Linked DNA regions of Homo sapiens: region 2 is linked to region 1. The links are chromatin loops, found by intact Hi-C in ENCODE. Cell type or tissue: gastrocnemius medialis. All regions are shown on one strand. Each heading gives the region's core, and the rest is flanking DNA. Links, peaks and the distances in the headings are about the cores only.

What was found. A loop is a pair of places that touch in the nucleus more often than their neighbours do. Peaks named below come from ENCODE experiments on the same cell type or tissue, not always from the same donor. Only the 100,000 strongest peaks of a DNase experiment are listed, where the experiment ranks them.
Region 2: it touches region 1 in a loop (2.0-fold over the local background); 4 of 110 quality-filtered maps call a loop at or near these places.

What each region holds. Positions count from the first base shown.
Region 1 is chr15:61,227,902-61,230,810 of GRCh38, forward strand. It overlaps RORA (RAR related orphan receptor A), which reads right to left and starts at 1,401. Exons shown (of 11, transcript NM_134261.3): 1 at 1,152-1,401. The coding sequence starts at 1,317. In gastrocnemius medialis, for the core only: a CTCF peak has its summit at 1,580; DNase peaks (open chromatin) are centred at 493, 1,330 and 1,585; H3K4me3 peaks cover 1,978 bases; H3K27ac peaks cover 2,100 bases.
Region 2 is chr15:61,156,483-61,159,391 of GRCh38, forward strand. All of the region lies in intron 1 of RORA (RAR related orphan receptor A), which reads right to left. Among named protein-coding and RNA genes, the nearest start is that of RORA, 71 kb to the right of the region's middle. In gastrocnemius medialis, for the core only: no CTCF peak of the experiment used is centred there; a DNase peak (open chromatin) is centred at 1,649; H3K4me3 peaks cover 1,233 bases; H3K27ac peaks cover 2,500 bases.

The DNA of each region.
Region 1 (2,909 bases), core at 111-2,610:
TTCAAATAAATAATCCCCCACTCTCGAGAAAAACACACATCAGGTTCCAATACCTTCAAGAAAGAGTGAGCTTTCCTCAACAGCTCACTTTAGGAAAGGAGGGAGCAACTGAGTCCCCCCCATCCCCCCCAACACACGCAGACACAGACCAAACACCAAAATGAAGAGTAAAAATCGCCAGGGGAGGAGAAAACATTGCTTGCACTATCCAACCAGCATACAACTTGCACTGACCATCCCCAGGTTCCTGCAGAAATGCTTGGAACCTCCGAGAGGGAAGGATTCCCAGAGCAGAAATAAGTTTCGGTGCTTGCTTTTGTAGACGCTCCCTCCGGATGCGCGTGGAGCGCCCCACAGGACCGCCGCCCTCTGCGCGTTGGCGCGCACACGCCCCCCGCCAGCCTGGGCGCCGGGCTCCGAACCCCCGGTCTGCAAACTTGCGCATCTCCCCTCGCCGCGCCCGCCAGACAACTTGGCGAACAGCTCGCCCGCCCGCACCCCGCTTCCTTCGGCCCTTCCTTCAAATCCCAAACGCACCGCCGTGCTCCAAAGAAGGTGTCCACGTCGCCCCCAGACCCCGGAGCGCCCCCTCTCCACCCCCGGGACTTCCCAGGTCGCTCACTCCTCCCGCCCCCCGCCCAGATCTGAGAGGGACCGAAAACACACCCCCGACTCGGGCAGCCAGGGCCGAAACTGTCAAGAGGAGAAAAGGTAAAGCGGAAGGAGGGTGGCCATAAACAGATTTTTTTGCCCCTTCTTAAAAGGACACTGCCGCTTTAAAAGTTTCTTTCCCGGGCCCCCACTCCCCGCATCTCCGTATTTTGGGGGAGCGTATTTAATTGAGGCAACGCAGCTTTCCTCCAGTGTTTGCAGAAAAATCAAAGCCAGGGGGGTGAGCCCGCCGGCTGTCAACCTTCCCGCCGCCTCCCCCGCCCCACTCTGCTCCCGCAAGCCGAGAACGGGCTGCAAAAGTTTGCAACATTTCTGGGGGGCGGAGGGGGGAGGGGAGGGGGGTCCTCCGGGCTCGGGGCGCCGCCGCAGGCTCGCGCGCGGCCGCCGGACCCCGCGCCCCGGGCGCCCGCTCCCGGCCGCCCCCCGCTCCGCGCCCGGGCTCCCGCCGCCCCCTCCCCAGCCCCTCTCCAGCCTCCTACCTCTGCTGGTGCTGGAATAGCTCTGTCTGCGCACCGGGGCAGGCGGCTCGCTCTTGCGGGCGGATTCCTGGTTCAGCGGGGTCTCCCTGGAGCCGGCGGCCGCGTCCGCGCCGCTGCTGCCTGGCTCGCTGGCGGCGGGGTCGGGGGCTGCCGGAGCTGACTCCATGTTTTTTCCCAATGTAGAGATCGCTGGAGATGGCGAGCTCCGAGACTCCCTCTATCTTCTGTTTTCAGAGCAACTCTATGGTACCAAAAAAAAAAAAAAAAAAAAAAAAAAAAAAAAAAAAAAAAAAAGAAGGAGAAGGCGACCGGCGAAAGCAGGAGGGAAAAAGCAGGCGGCGGCGGGCGGGCAAGCAAAAGCGCGAGGGAGCGCGCGGAGTGTCTGGGTGGACGTGTGTGTGCGCCCGAAAGGGGACAAGAGGCGGGTCTGGCCACAGGCAGCGCTAGCGAGAGCTTCTCCAGCCGGCCCCCACACCCACATTCCCCACCCTCCAGACCCCAGACCGAGAGCCACAGACTGGCTGCCAATTTTGGGAGGTGGGGAAAAGAGGGGAGGAGGAGAACAGAGCCTCCCGCGCCCCAATCCTCCCCTCTCCCCAGCCCAGGGACAGAAATTAAAATCGGTGAGATGATTCCGTGCCTACTTCTGAGACTCTCTCGGGAACAGAACTCGTCCCCATCCGCTGCCAGCTTGGGTAGAGACAAATCCGATTGTCCACGTCCACGTTGGGAAATCGCAGGTAGCCCCCTGCCAGCCCTGCCGAGGGCTGAGGAGAAACTAAAAAGGAATTAGAACGGGGCTGACATCCCAAGGAAGGCGGAGGATGGGAGGACGTGGCACTTTTTACTTTGGGATGGGACGGCCAGTGGGTTTCCAATCTTGGTTAAAGACATCTGTGTCTAAAACAGATTTTGTGAATCTAGAAGCGCCATGGACAGTTTCTGGCATGGTTGAAAGAGGTCGCTTTCAGCTCCTTTGCTGTTTGTCCGCGAAGGATCCAGAAACCATTTGGCAGGGCATTTTCTACTGAAGAAAACTTTGGCCTGTTTGGTCGACAACTATCTAAGCTGGATAAAACATGCCACGCTGCATCTAGCTCAAGCGTGGCTGCTAATTGTCAATTCCCACTGGTACTTTTCCTATTAAATGTACAGTCTCATCCATAAAAGGTAGATATACTGGAGAGGCATTACTAATGCCCGGATAACATTCAGATAATTAACAGCTCCTAATAATTCGTATTATTATAGGCATCATTCTACACCCTCCTCCCATTGAAATACATTCATCCCCTAGTAGGTACCTAAAACTCCAGGAAAGCAGATAATTGCATCATCGTTACCTTGACTGCAAACTCCAAGATGAAGGAACAATACAAATTGAAAGAATGGAAAATACTCCAATGGTAGTAGCCTGATTTGTCTGCCTTCATACTCAATCTACCACTTTCTTTTGCCTGCGAAGACACTGTGGAAATACGCCCCACCTTCCTTTCAAAAGGATCCAAAATTTTGACAATAAATAATATTATTAGAGGCCAGAAGGTGGCATAAATATATGTGCTTCAGAACGTGGGGTAGGCGGAGGGAATTGGGGGACATTTTTCTTTTGCTAACTTCCTGGTTTGGAAAAATGCTTTAAAAAATAGTAAGTGCGGGAAACCCAGTTAGCTAATCCTTCAGAGGAACCGCCATATGCCAAATTTCACACATAGTTTCTGTTACTGTTACTGATCTTGATCTTATTTCAAATACACA
Region 2 (2,909 bases), core at 239-2,738, 71 kb before region 1:
TCTCAGCAACTCTCCATTACCTTCCCCAGAGACCTGGAGAGATGGCGCCAGAGAACAGCCCAGCAGGAATCTGTGGGAGTGAAAAGCAAACAGGAAGCCTGAGACCCTAGGAGGTAGAAGCACTCTGAGAAGGAGGAAAGTTCTGGAAGCTACAGCATTATAAGAGCCATCCTTTAGGGTATAAAGATGAAATACAGCAAAGGCTTGGAAACAGAAAGACCCTTAAAACTTGACGTCTTCTCCAGACTCCCCCATGTTATAAGAGATGTTAAATCTGAGGTGAAAAGAGGTTAATAAATTTGTCAAAGTCACACTTTTATAACTTAGTACTGGCCCATATCAAGGATTTGCTTTTTCAAAGGATTTTCCAGGTTGCAAAATATGGCCAGTGCAGATTCAGCCCAATACCATCTATCTTTTGTAATGAATGGTGAGAAGGATGTTCATCTTGAAGAACCTGGGTACTGCCAGAGCCTCCAGTTCCTTCTAAATCAGCCAAACAATAGTTTGATCAACATATTTTCAAGGTAGAGTATAATTTATCCTTTTCCAAGCTTCAGAAAACCAAACAACCCTGCATGGTACATGTAGTAAATCTGAAACAGAATATTTAATTAAGGTAGCACACGGCACATGGTAGGTACTTAGTAAATGTTCGCAGGATGAAAAAAGAATGACCAAAACCAAGTATTTTGACCAAGTGAGAATAGATTATATCCTCTGAACCATTAAGTTTTGACACCTCTTAGGGAAATAAAAATAGCCCTTTTGGCATAAATGTAGGCAACATCATGAATATTGAAAGGAACTTTCAATCCAGAGACCTCTGTGTTGGGCATGACACCCAACTAGCTGTGTGATGGTAGGGAGGTAGGTTAACTCTTCTGAGTTTCAGCTAAACATAAAATGTTAAAAAATACCTTTTAAAGTTAATGGGTTATTTGTGTAAACTAAGTGATATAGTGAATATGAAACTACATTTATAAAGTTTAAAATACTGGACTCAGCTAGGTATTTGCACTACACAGATACAATATATTTGATCCTCACAGCCGTTTGTACCCAGCTTACTTACCCCATTGTTCTCCAGGAGCCAAGATTTAAGGGACAGCCCTCCTCACCATGTGCTGGCACAACGAAAGGCACTGGGCACACACAGATAAGACAAAGAAAAAAATCTTTGCGATTGATTTTAAGCAGCTCTCTCCCATTAGTGTATATGTTTTAAAGGAATCTGATTCTCTTTACATCTAGCTGAGTGACTGGCCCTAGTTTCGTGACTGCCACACAGTAGGCTGTTATTAAATGACTGTTAAATAAATCGATAAATAAATGTGTTCATGGTGGAAGGAATGAAAACAAACCCAGCATTGGGATAATCGCCCCATCCCTCAGACCCAGATTAGTAAAATTCCATAATATGCAAAGCTGAAGAGAGCAACAGAGTCGGGCCTCTGAGGTATGTGTATGTTCCTCAGCTGGAGCCAAATCCCAGACCCTGGAGAGCATGGAAAGCCACAGTTCAATTCATGAGAGGACGTGCCAAAGCCCAACCCCAGCTGCACACTGACTTGTCGGAAAACTTACCAAATTCCCTTTCAGAAGGGTTTGCTGTGACCACTATCCCAAATGGAGTGTTGGTCACATGTCAGACTTGGACGCCAAGTCCTTGTCCACAGAGTGTGGGATGAGCAATTCCATCCTGACAGATGTGATCCCTGGAGTGCTCGAAGTGACAGTGTGGAGTTTTCCACTCCTCCAGACAGCGGGCAAATATGTGCTGATCTGACTTGGCTTAAACGAAGACCTGACAGCCTTCTCCTCTCTGGAAGTGTCATCTCAACTGGAGATCAGCCAGGATGTCTTTGCAAGTTGTGGGTTCTCAACTTTCTAGAACTGGCGGGGGCTGGGAAATCTGCAGCATTAATTGGATATGAACTTTTCATTCCTCCTCCAAGCTGGCTAATGTTGGTCAAAGGCATATGATGTTTAACCTATTTTATGTCTAAATGGCTACATAGCTCATTACTTCCTAGGTGGCTGCCAACCTTTGCCTTTATTGAATAAACAATTTTTGAGCACTTGCTATATGCCACCCACTCTTCTAGATTCTTTACAAGTGTCCACTTATTTACTGCTCATCCGCTCCCCCGAGGTAAGTACTATTATTTCCCTCAGTTCGCAGATGTGGTAATAGAGACCCAAAGAGGCTCAGAAACTGTTCCTGGTCTGGATTGTTGCGGGAGCTGTCGTGTCAGCTGAAACAATATTTGATGAAAGACTGTGCACTTTGGAGAATAAAATGGCTCTGTTCCTCTTCAGGAGTGAGTCATTCTGAAGCACGTTCTATGGCATTTAAAGGATGAAGGCAAGGATGAAGTGGGGAGGTCCGCAAGGAAAAGTACATTGGGAATATTGCATTCACATCTGCACCTTTAACCAAGGACAGAGGATATCAAGGGAAGTACACATTCATGATGTGGTAGGATCTTTTCTCAGATTCAATCTTAGTCATTTTACGACTAGACCTCAATAAATCGCAAGCATGGTGTAACATATATAAATATACAGCTAGACATAGGTAGATATAAATAGATAGACATAACTAGACAAATCAGACTCTGATTTAAGAACAACTTCCTACCCTTTGTTAACTGGAAAATAATCAGCTCTCATAGATCCTCCTACACAGAATGAAAGGGGGTTACTTAGCCTATATCAAGAGTCCCATTTATCAGCCTTTTTGAAGGAAATGCCACACCCCTTCGAGACACATCTCTCCCTATAAAGAAGCAGCTTTGCCTTTCCTATTTACCCATCTACCCTTGCTGAACATCATTAAAACATTAAGCCATCATTTAACCTGAGAGATAAAATTTAACCCTGAAAATGTACTTCCAATTTTTTTT